2 separate regions of the Homo sapiens genome follow, and region 1 is linked to region 2. A link is a contact called in ENCODE POLR2A ChIA-PET data. All regions are on one chromosome and are shown on one strand. The core of a region is the stretch at or near the end of the contact, and the rest is flanking DNA. Distances in the headings are between cores, read along the strand shown.

The links. ChIA-PET counts read pairs that join two places held with the same protein, here RNA polymerase II (POLR2A).
Region 1: POLR2A ChIA-PET joins it to region 2 with 16 read pairs in BJ. The contact joins two enhancer-like sites. POLR2A ChIA-PET finds 5 or more read pairs at or near these places in 2 of 52 experiments (BJ and HEK293).

Annotation. Positions count from the first base shown.
Region 1 is chr9:129,953,897-129,959,871 of GRCh38, forward strand. FNBP1 (formin binding protein 1) reads right to left here. Exons shown (of 17, transcript NM_015033.3): 5 at 4,595-4,657; 6 at 3,464-3,568. Among named protein-coding and RNA genes, the nearest start is that of FNBP1, 86 kb to the right of the region's middle. Within about 2 kb of position 2,940, at least 7 of the 41 ENCODE cell types and tissues checked have a DNase peak (open chromatin) inside an H3K27ac peak, as active enhancers do.
Region 2 is chr9:130,287,384-130,293,343 of GRCh38, forward strand. The region is part of intron 4 of HMCN2 (hemicentin 2); the gene reads left to right. Among named protein-coding and RNA genes, the nearest start is that of HMCN2, 25 kb to the left of the region's middle. RefSeq lists an enhancer at 2,058-2,626. Within about 2 kb of position 3,081, at least 10 of the 41 ENCODE cell types and tissues checked have a DNase peak (open chromatin) inside an H3K27ac peak, as active enhancers do.

The sequences.
Region 1 (5,975 bases), core at 1,690-4,189, 330 kb before region 2:
TCTGATACTAGTAACAATGATTTTAAGGCTGGGCACAGTGGTTCATGCCCATAATCCTAATACTTTAGGAGGCTGAGGCTGAGGCCAACCTGGGCAACATAGTGAGATCCCATCTCTATATACAAAAAATAATAATATAATAAAATAAGCATAAATAATTTCTTAAAAAACGTATCCAGAAAAAAAGAAAAAAGTATTAAAAAAGGTATTAGGAGTAAATAGGGGAGATATATGCAGCAAAAATTAAGGTGAGAACATATTATGGGCAACTTTTTGCCAATAAATTTGAAAATTTATGATGAAATGGATATATTACTATAAAAAGGTAACCCACTAGGATCAACCCAGAAGTAGACAATAAAATATGGAATCCGTAGTTTGTAACTGATTTACGCAAAGAAGTATCATAAAACATTTAAGGGATAGTGAGTTTAATTTTACATATATTATTTCAGAAAAAAGAGCAAACACTCCAAAACTCATAAGTAATGCAAAGTAGAACAGACAAGAAAGGAAAATTATAGATCAATTTCAATGAATACAGACCATTTCAATGAAAAATCTTAAATAAAATATTAATAAATTCAGCTACACATAAAAACATAATACATCATAATCTAGTTGAATTTGTCCCAGGAACACTAATTTGGCTCAATGTAAAAAAAACTGATTAATGTAATTGACCACGTTAATGAATTAAAGGAAGCAGAACAAATATTTAATGATATTCAATAATAAGTCAAGCTTAAAAAAAAGCTCTTGGCAACACAGGAAAAGGAAAATTGTTTAACCAATAAAGGGTATATTAAAATCATTCTTGGCTGGCGCAGTGGCTCATGCCTGTAATCCCAGCACTTTGGGAGGCCGAGGCTGGTGGATCACCTGAGGTCAGGAGTTTGAGACCAGCCTGGCCAACGTGGTGAAACCCCATCTCTACCAAAAATACAAAAAATTAGCTGGGCGTGGTGACGCCTGTAATCCCAGCAATTTGGGAGGCTGAAGCAGGAGAATCACTTGAACCCAGGAGGTGGAGATTGCAATGAACCGAGATTGCGCTAGTGCACTCCAGCCTGGGCAACAAGAGTGAAACTTCGTCCCAAAAAAAAAAAAATCATTCTTAATGGGGAACCTTTTGAAGCACTCTCTTTGCAATCAGGAACAAGCTGAGGAAGTCCACAATGATGACTCAGCAAAACAGAGGGCATAACCAGCAGAGTTAAGATAAGAAAAAATTAACAAAAGGCATGAAGATTGGAAAAGAAATGCAACTATCATTACTTGCTGCTGATATGACCATCTCTACAGAAAAAAACAGAAATGAAATGACAGTTTAGAGGCTGAGTGCTTTTTTTTTTGAGACGGGGTCTGGCTCTGTCATCCAGGCTGGAGTGCAGCAGCAGGATTGTGGCTCACTGCAAACTCTGCCTCCCAGGACCGAGCAATCCTCCCACCTTGGCCTCCGGAGTAGCTGGGACCACAGACATGGGCTACCATGCTCCACTAATTTTTCTGTATTTTTTATGGAGAAAGGGTCTCACCATGTTGCCCAGGCTGGATCTGAACTCCTGGACTCAAACAATCTGCTCACCTTGGCCTCCCAAAGTGCTGGGATTATAGGCATGAGCCCATACACCACACCAAAAAAAAAAAAAAAATTATTTATTTAGAGACAGGGTCATTAGCAGGGTGTGGTGGGCTCCTGTAGTCCCAGCTACTCAGGAGGCTGAGGCAGGAGGATCACTTGAGCCCTGAAGACAGAGGTTGTTGTTAGCCAAGATCACACCACTGCACTCCAGCCTAGGCGATACAGCGAGACTCTGTCTCAAAAAATAAAATAAAATAAAAAATAAAAATAAATAAATAAACATAAAAAATAAAATAAAAAGAGACCATATCTCGGTATCTCTAAAATATATACATATATACTTCTTTTAGCGCGCACACACACACACACACACACACACACATATATGAATGATACATACACTGATTTGCCTCATTCAACATAAAATATCTTTTGAAACTTTGGGCTAATCTAACTTATTTTAATTGAATAACATTTTAAATATTTAACTTTAGCAGCAAATTAATGTCTTTTGGTAAAGTAAGTATCTCCATTTTGAGATCAAATACAGATATTGAGAACACTCCCCTGCTCCTGAGATGGGGTCTCGTTATGTTGCCCAGTCTGGACTCCTGGGCTCAAGCAATCCTCTTGCTTCAGTCTCCTAAGTAGCTGAGTCTAGGGGTATGTGCCACAGCACCTGGCAAGAATATGTATTTTAATATATTTAATAATTTTAGAGAAAGGCATACTAATATTAACGTATACCTAGTCTTTAAGCAAGGAATTTGGCAGAATTTGGCAAATAATAGTTCACACCATTTCCCAACTAAACTCAACTCTAACTGATCTGTCAAAAGCTCAACAAATCTATAAAAACTCAGTGCTTTCACCCACATACAGCATGAAGCTATGAATGCCCAAACAACCATGGGCATCATGAATGAGTCCTTGTTATGTAAAAGCCTAATTTTGTTTACATTGTATTGATGACTTTAATAAAAATAAAATTCAGCTTCTAGGGAAAAAACGCATATTGAGCCACAATGAGAAACAGTATACACTTTATAATATTTCTAGTTGGCAATACAAGTCCATTTAGAGAAAAGCTTTTGAGAGGACTGAAATATGCAAGGCTTCAACTACAACCTCACTGTTATCAACCAGGAGGAATCAATTAGAAGTCAGGCAAGCAGTGAGACTATTGCTCTAAAGGAACCATTATAAGCAGCCAAGCTCTTCCAGATGGCCCTGTCCTGTCTCCTCCGGCTCTCAAGAAATTGACTTTCTCTTTGAAAAGCCATTAAGAGCCACAACCTTCTGGAACGTTGTTCCCAGACTGTTCATAGTCTAAGTCTCCACTTTATCACCCTGGTGACTCAACAGATAAAACGTCTCAAATTCTAACACCGAAGATTCCCCACACTTGAGCTTCTGGTCCCCACAATGGTTGACACAAAATGAAAATGATTCCCCATGTAGCGCCTTTTGTGGCTACATTAGAAATGAGAACTTGGGGATGGGTGGTCGGTGATGAACACTCACAGGGGAAATGAAAGACACACTTGAGCTTTCTTTTGTCTTTTTTTTTTTTTGGCGATAGTTTCGCTCTTGTTACCCAGGCTGGAGTGCAGTGGCGTGATCTTGGCTCACTGCAGCCAACGCCTCCTGGGCTCAAGCGATTCTCCTGCCTCAGCCTCCCTAGTAGTTGGGATTATAGGTGCCTGCCACTGCACTCAGCTAATTTTTGTGTTTTTCGTAGAGATGGGGTTTCACCATCTTGGCCAGGCTGGTCTCGAACTCCTGGCCTCAGGTGATCCGCTCACCTCAGCCTCCCAAAGTGCTGGGATTACAGGCGTGAGCCACCGTGCCCGGCCCACACTTGAGCTTTCACCTCACCTTTTCAACATCCGCTTTTGTGACATTGATGTCAGCGTCCATTTTCTCAAAGTACTGCTGCGCCCTGTCCGCCTCTTTGCAATCGCGTTCAAATCGCCTTTTACTCTAAAATCAGAGGAAAATAATTATGAAACCATAAGAGTCCTACGAGAAGATGTAATTTTATCTAAAGCTCCCAAAGAGCATTGTTCTTTTTCTTTTTTTTTTCTTCAGTCAGGGTCTCACTTTGTCACCCAGGCTGGAGTGCAGTGGCGCCATCTTGGCTCACTGCAGCTTTGACCTTCCCGGCTCAGGTGATCCTCCCACCTCAGCCTCACTAGCTGCTGTGACTACAGGCATGCACCACCATGCCCAGCTAATTTTTGCATTTTTTTGTAGAGACTAGGTTTTGTCATGTTGCCCATGCTGGTCTTGAGCTTCTGAGCTCAAGCAATCCTCCCGCCTCTGCCTCCCAAATTGCTGGGATTACAGGCGTGAGCCAATGTGTCTGGCCCAAGAATACTCTTCTCTGAATTGATTTCTTATATGTCATAATTTCTAGAAGTTATTTTAAAATCTGCATTTATTTCCATCAAAACTGTCTAATCTTTATTATTTCCACGTGACTTTTAGAAAAATACTCAACTTGAGCTCTTTTGGCTCAACTTTAGATAATGGTTCTAGAAACAAATTAAATGAGAAAAATCTATAAAGATGTTTCATTAGTGTTTTTATGTGCATGTTTTTTACTTTCTGATTGACTCAAGCTTAAATTAAATTGAAACTGGAAAATCTATAAAGACATTTCCTAGGCTGGGTGCAGTGGCTCACGCCTGTAATCCCAGAACTTTGGGAGGCCGAGGTGGGCGAATCACTTCAGGGCAGGAGTTCAAGACCACCCTGGCCAACATGGCAAAACCCCATCTCTACCAAAAATACAAAAATTAGCCGGGCATGGTGACGTGTGCCTGTAATCTTAGCTACTTGGGAGGCTGAGGCAGGAGAATCACTTGAACCTGGGAAGCAGAGGTTACAGTGAGCCGAGATCGCACCATTGCACTCCAACCTGGGCAACAGAGGGAGCCTCCGTCTCAAAAAAAAAGAAAAAAAAATCTATAAAGCCGTTTCTTTTGCTGTGCATTGTTCACTTACAGATTCAAGCTGCTTCCAGCAAGTCTCGATGTGCTGCTGTGCTTTACGGCCATCGTGAAAGTTCTGCAAAGGGGAAAACACACTGGTGATTAGTACCCTCTGCTTCTCTTATGAACCCAGGAGGAAACATTTTCATCCACTTAAACAACATCTAAATATTGAACCTCTAGTATGTATGCTCCAAAGAAATTTAAGAGTTGAAAGGGGTAGCCGGGTGCGGTGGCTCACATCTGTAATCCCAGAACCCTGGGAGGCTGAGGAAGAAGAATCGCTTGAGCCAAGGAGTTCAAGACAGCCTGGGCAACACAGTGAGACCCCCCACTCTACAAAAAAATAGAAAAATTAGCTGGATGTGGTGGCACACACTGATAGTCCCAGCTACTCTGGAGGCTGAGGTGGGAGGATCACCTAAGTCCAGGGAGGTTGACACTGCCACATTGAGCTGTGATTGCACCACTGCACTCCAGCCTGGATGACACAGTGAAACTCTGCCTCAAAAAAAAAAAAAAAAAAAAAAGGAAAAGGGAATAAAAAGCTTAATGTGGAAACGAAAACAAGAATAGTCATCACAGATGAAACAAGTTTCACTTGGGGGGAAAAAAAGCAGTCACAGAGTTCCCTTTACAGCTTTAGGTACAACTGTATAAAATTTGAAGACAGGCCAGGCATGGTGGTGAGCACACCTGTAGTCAGTTACTTGGGAGGCTGAGGTTGGAAGCTCACCTAAGCCTGGGAGGTTGAGGCCGCAGTGAGCCGTGATCGTGCCACTGCACTCCAGCCTGAGTGACAGAATGAGACCCCATCTCAAAAAAATAAAATAGGCTGGACGGTGGCTCACACCTGTAATCCCAGCACTTTGGGAGGCTGAAGTGGGTGGATCATGAGGTCAGGAGTTCAAGACCAGCCTGGCCAATATGGTGAAACCCCATCTCTACTAAAAAGACAAAAATCAGCCAGGCGTGGTGGTGCGTGCCTGTAATCCCAGCTACTTGGGAGGCTGAGGCAGGAGAATTGCTTGAACCTGGGAGGCAGAGGTTGCAGTGAGCTGAGATCGTGCTAATGCACTCCAGCTCTGGGCAACAGAGCAAGACTCGGTCTCAAAAAATAAAAAAATAAAATAAAATTTGAAGACATATATGCCACTTGGAAAAACGACAGGAATGTTTTAAGACAGCGATCGCTTCATCTTTTTTAACTGCTTTGAGATATGATTCAGATATGATCTGATTTACCATTTAAACTAAGCAATTCACAAAACTGTACAACCATCACCACGACCAATTTTAGAATATTTTTATCACCCCTAAAAGAAACCTGTACCCACTAGCCGTCACCCTCCATCTTCCTCAGCCCTAGGGAGCCTGTTTCTGTCTGTGGATTT
Region 2 (5,960 bases), core at 1,831-4,330:
TTCTCACCTTCCTAGTCTTGGCTTAAGCGCACCTCCTCATGGAGACCCTCCTTGATTTCCTTTCAATATTAAGTCTCCTATTGCTTGAACCTGGGAGGCGGAGGTTGTGGTGAGCCAAGATCGTGCCATTGCACTCCAGCCTGGGCAACAAGAGTGAAACTCTGTCTTAAAAAAAAAAAAAAAAAAAAAAAAAAAGATTAGGTCTCCTTGTGTGCCCCTCCCAGCTCCCTGTGCTACTTTGCATAATCATAACTTTATAACTGTGCGATTATTAAATGTCACTAGGCCGTGAAGTTTCCAGGGACTGGGCTGTGAGTCCCGATGGCCACAGCCTTCCCAGCACTTTACATTTCCCAGCTCAGAGCAGGTGCTGGGTAAATAGCTGGTGAATGGACAGGGTCCCTTGTGCTCAAGTCCCTGGTAAGAGGAAGGAGAGAGAGGCAGGGTGTCTGAGGCTGGCCATGGCCTTGAGCCAGTCCTGCTTTGTTGCCTCTGGGAGAGGGTTTTGTGTGTGTATATTTACGAGCTGCAGAGAGCTATCTCCAGGAGTGTGTTTAGATTAGCGTGCCTTAACTCCCTGTTGACAGATGGCGTTTATGGTTCTCTGCGACACTTTAGGCTTCATTTTTTGGCATGTCAGCCTACCCTCGCACCGAGTCACCCAAGCAAGGGTGGGAGGCATTTTACAGTGGAAGGATGGGTTGGTTCTTGCTCCTGGGGAGAACTATCTGGCCAATTGCATGGGAACTTGGTTCCTGCCAGGGGCAAATCAGACACAGGGCAGCTGGGCAGGTTGATGGGGGCCACTCGCCCAGGTGTGAGGCTGGGCTGTCCTAAGCCTCTTCCTTGAGGCTGGGAACCTGGGCAAATCCACTACTCCCAGCTGTGGTGCCAGCTTTCTGCTGTGACAGTCTGGCCGGGCAGCATGTGTCTGACTCAGTAGGACCACCAGTGGCCAGAATTGGCTACCTCTAAGTAGGGGCCTGGAACCCTCTCCTTCCTGGGCATGGAGCTCTGTTGTTCTTTAGCTTAATGCCTTGGACATAGCCTCTTCCAGATGTTCCCAGACATTCGGCAAGCCTGGGAAGGTGGCTGGACAGCCAGGGCTGCGGTCACCCTCCCAGGAGAGATGAACGGTGCCTTCACCCTAGCCAAGGGGCCTCCAGCTGGGAGAACTCCCCAGAAGTTGCAAAAGGCTCCAAACTATGCGTGTGTCATTAATCCTTTTACCTCTTCAGAGTGCATCCAGTGCAGCCCAAGAGGCGTCATGCATTCTCTTCCCCTTGTTTGCTGAGCTCCTGCCCCGGGCCAGGTGCAGCTCTGAGTGCTGGTGCAGAGTTGGCCATCAGTCACAGCTAGGGCTTACTGCTTTGGAGCATTTCACTTTTTTTCAATTGTGAAGTTGGCCTCACTAGTACCTGGATCACCCCTTGGGGTTGCAGGGTAATTAAAGGAAGGTGAGGATCTCTCCCTGGTAGGGGAAATTTGGAGCTTTTATAATCCTTAAACAGACAGGGGATCATGTCAGAGGCAGGCAACGTGGCCCCTTGAACCTGCCCCAAAGGTGTGCATTTTTGATTAAGACTTAGACAAGTCCAAGCACCTGCTGTGCCAGAGCAGCCTCCCCCAAGTTCCCTGGCAGACACAGCTCAACGCACTGTCACTAGCCCCGACAGTGGTGGGGGTGGGGCCAGCAGAGCTGGGCAAACTTGCCTGTCCTGCAGCTCCCCCGTGCCTGGGAAAGCCCCTCTGTCTTTTTTTCCTGGGAGAGCACTGGGCATCTTGCTCTCCTCTGCATCCCCCACCCCACAACTCACACGTTCCAGCACGGCTGGTTCTGGGGGCTGGGAGCCTTCCCATGTTCAGCACCAGCAGGCACAAAGGGTGAATTGCCTGTGTTCTGTGCATCTGCTAGGAGAAAGGTGTCCTTCTAAGACAGTAAGGGCGGGCGGAAGATGGGGGGGTGAGGGGGAGCTGCTGGGGGAGCGTCTGACCAGGTGGCTCTGATTAAATTCATCAGCAGGGGCCCAGAGATGACCTCATCCTGGACCCCTCCCAGGGGGAGGTGGTTAGGGTTTGGACTCCGGGGCAAGAGGCCTGGCTTCAGACCTCGCAGCCCTGCCACTTACCTGCAGGGTGACTGCCAGCACAGTCCTCAACCTCTCTGGGCCACACTTTCTTCTTGTGTGCAGTTGGGTTAACGAGAGCCCCTACCTGGTGAGATGGTAGCCAGGGAGAGAGGAAGCCCTTGGTAAGAGTTCACGATGGCTAAATGCCATCCCACCCCCCCGTGCTTCAATGTGGAGCCCAGGATATGTCCCTCAGTTCCATCAATGCCCCCTGAAGACTAGGAACTCTCTCTGAAAAAGATTCTCTGCTAGGGCGAGTGCCCAGGGTGCCCAGCTGGCAAGGGGCAAAACCCCCTGACTAGGGTTCTCTCTCTGTCACTTCACGGTAAGCCTCCTGGCACAGGGCCCAGGACCCACAGCCCCATCCTCTGTGTTCTCATCTGTGCCTCGGGGGCCCATTCGCCCCCTGGCTTTCCTTCCCTGCTTCCTCAGCCGCCCTGGCTGTCAAATGTTCTGGGAGGATCCTCGGGGATGATTTATCTGCTGCGAAGGGTCGAGCAGCAGCCATCTGGCTGGGGGAGCACTGCCAGATTTTTCGTTCCTTCCCCATGGGTGACAGAGATGAGCCCCAGTGCATCGCAGGCTCGCTGGTCCCCCAGCCCCTCTAACATCTGGAAGCCATTGCCTTCACCAGATGAACATTGAGCTGGCTTAATGAAGGCTCTCTGCGCTGGAGCCCTGGCACCACAGGTCTAGAAGGCAATGTCCCCAGGCCTGGCCCTACAGGGGGGTCTGGCCCTGCTGTGGGCAAGAGGGTCAGCCCCCCAACTCCCAAGTGGGGATATGCTTACAGGGCAGGCCATCCTGTGGGTCACTGGCTTTCTGCCTCGTGTCCCAGCCCTCTCTGTGGTTCAGTAGTCTGAATTGCCGAGCATCTTCCCTCCATCAGAACATCCTAGAACAAGCTTGTAACAGCAGTTACGACACAGTAGCGGGTGTCACTCCTCTGGGTAATTGTCGACTGGTGCTTTGCTCAGTGATGCTTCCCTCCTGACCCCTGACAAGGCCTGGCCCGGGGGAAGGGGACGGTGGTAACGGACCTGCTTCTTTGCTGTTGGAGGAGTTGCCTCACATGTTCGGCGGGCTTCTGTGGGCCTCTCCAGCTGGGAGTCCTCAGCCACTGCTCCCTTCTGTCCACCCCCACATGGACGAAGAACCTTGTCCTCATTCCTTGGCTAAGACAGGTGGGACCTTTTCAAGAGACACATTACTTAGAAAGCTAGGCAAGACACAACAATGAAGTAGCTCCAATTATAAAAACAGATGCATTTTCAGAATACAGAATTCTTGTCACGTGATAGTTGAAATCTAGCCATAAACTTCTAGGCACATATCTTCTAGCTCAGTCTGAAAAAAAAAAAAAAAAAACAAAAACCCAAAAACCTCATTTTCCAATTCTTTGGATTCCTTTCCCTTTTTGTAGAAGATCACATGGTAAGCAGAGCTGAAGGACTATGATTTAGAGCAAGAATGACCAATAAGTAGCATGCAAGACACCACTTTTAAAACCCATATTCATGGCAGACATTGCTAATCAATCACAGACCTTTTTCTACTTGGGGCTGAATGTGGCTTTGCCTTTCTTCTTCAGCTTTCCAGGAAGCGTTTCCCTTAGCTTGGAGTTGGCAAGCAACAGTATACCACTGTGATTGTTCAGGTGTACATTAAAGTCACAGCATACTTGCATACTTGATTTTTGTTTGTTTGTTTGTTTGTGATGGAGTTTTGCTCTTGTCACCCAAGCTGGAATGCAGTGGCATGATCTCAGCTCACTGCAAACTCTGCCTCCTGGGTTCAAGCAATTCCCCTGCCTCAGCCTCCTGAGTAGCTGGGATTACGGGCGCCTGCCACCACACCCGGCTAATTTTTGTATTTTTAGTAGAGATGGAGTTTCACTGTGTTGGCCAGGCTAGTCTCAAACTTCTGACCTAAGGTGATCCGCCTGCCTCGGCCTCCCAAAGTGCTGGGATTATAGGCATGAGCCACAGTGCCCGGTCGCATACTTGTTATTTTTAAATGACTTTACTTTAATAAAAAATTACTATGAAGAATTTCCAAGATGCAGAAAAGTAAAAAGAACACACCTACCAACTAGATTCAACAATTGTTAACATTTCTGCTCGACTTGCTTTATCTATCTCTTTATACTTTTTGCTGAATCATGACACCTTATCTATAAATAATTCAGCATGGATTTCTGAAAAAACATAGTCTTCAACATAACCCACAATATCGTCTAATAAAATTAATGAGTTTCCTAGTATCATTCTATACATAGCCCATGTTCAGATTTCCCTGTCTTCAAACTGTCTTTGATCACAGTTTTCGTCAAATCAGGATTTCATCAAGGGCTGTGCATTTCCTTTGGTTGTTATGTCTATTAAGTCCTCTTTGGTCTGAAGCCATCAGCTCTTTTTTTATGACACTAAGCTGTTCAAGAGGCATGGATTTGTACCCTGTCCCATGTTCTGGATTCTTCTGATTATTTCCTTGTGGTGGCATTCACTTTTTTTTTTTTTTTAATCCCCTATGTTTCCCTCAAACTGGATAAGTCCAAAGGTCTGATTTGATGAAGGCTGAACTTTTTGGCAGGAATATTTCCTAGTTGGTGCTGAGTGTGTCTTCTGTTGTATCACACCGGGAGGCAAATAGTGTCTGAGCATCCTACTATTACTGATGATAAGTTTGATGACTGGGTGAGGGTGGCGACAGCCAGCTCTCTGTATGGTTGGGCTGCGTTTTTGCCTTTATGACTCAAGTGGGTAATGTTCTCGCTCTGTGCGGACATCTAGTTCCCATCAACTTTTCATCTAACAGTTTTAGCATCCACTGAGGACTCTTGCCTGAAATGATATTTCATTAGGGGTTGCAAAATGATGATTTCCTAACTGCATCATTCCTCCCACATTTATGAGTGGGCATTCTTCCAAGAAGAAGAACTTTTATGCATCAAAAGTGACGGATAATTTGGTTTCTCTGAAGTACAATTTCTGTCGAAAAGGCACGGAATCACACTTAGTTCTTTCTCTTCGATTAAGGAGTCACTTCAGTTGTGGCAAGGGAGGCTTTACTGTTTTGAATTTTGCTTTCTCTTTTTTGAGTATCATTATGTGCACATGGATTATATTATTCAATGTGTTTCAATTGAGCACAGTTATTATTCTCTTTTGGGCTCAAGTTGTCCCAAATTTAGTCAGTGGGAGCTCCTTCAAGCTGGTTCCTATGTCCTTTTGATATGTCCCTATTTGTCTTTGAGAACTTCTTTGTTTTATGGAATAACCCATCATCCCAGGCTCACCTTATAAATTGCCTGCCCCAGACCTGGAATTAGCCACTTCTCCAAGGAACCCTCGTGGGGAATGGTATTTAGAAACCAAGATCTAGGTACTGGTGGTGATCATTGTTATTGAAACTTTGGGCCATCATTGCTTCTGGATCAATTGCTCTATCTATCTATCTATCTATCTATCTATCTATCTATCTATCTACCTACCTACCTGCCTATATACCTACCTATCAATTTATCATCTATCTCTATCTGGAGAACTTATACTGATATTTCCAATTCAAATTTCACATTGTAGATCTTTTACTTAGCTCATTTGATTTGATACTTGCAGCTGTCTCTTACATTTGTTTATAAGAAAAAAATCTTGATTCTGAAAATATTGACATCTTTACTTATTTGCTTTATCCAACAAGATATATAAAATGGGTTCAAAATCACAGTGCTGATAGTTCTTCCAAATAAAATCTACTCACTAAAGTTTTTTTTTTTTTTTTTTTTTGCGGTTCTTGTTGTCCTCCTACTGAGAAAGGATAGTTGAACCG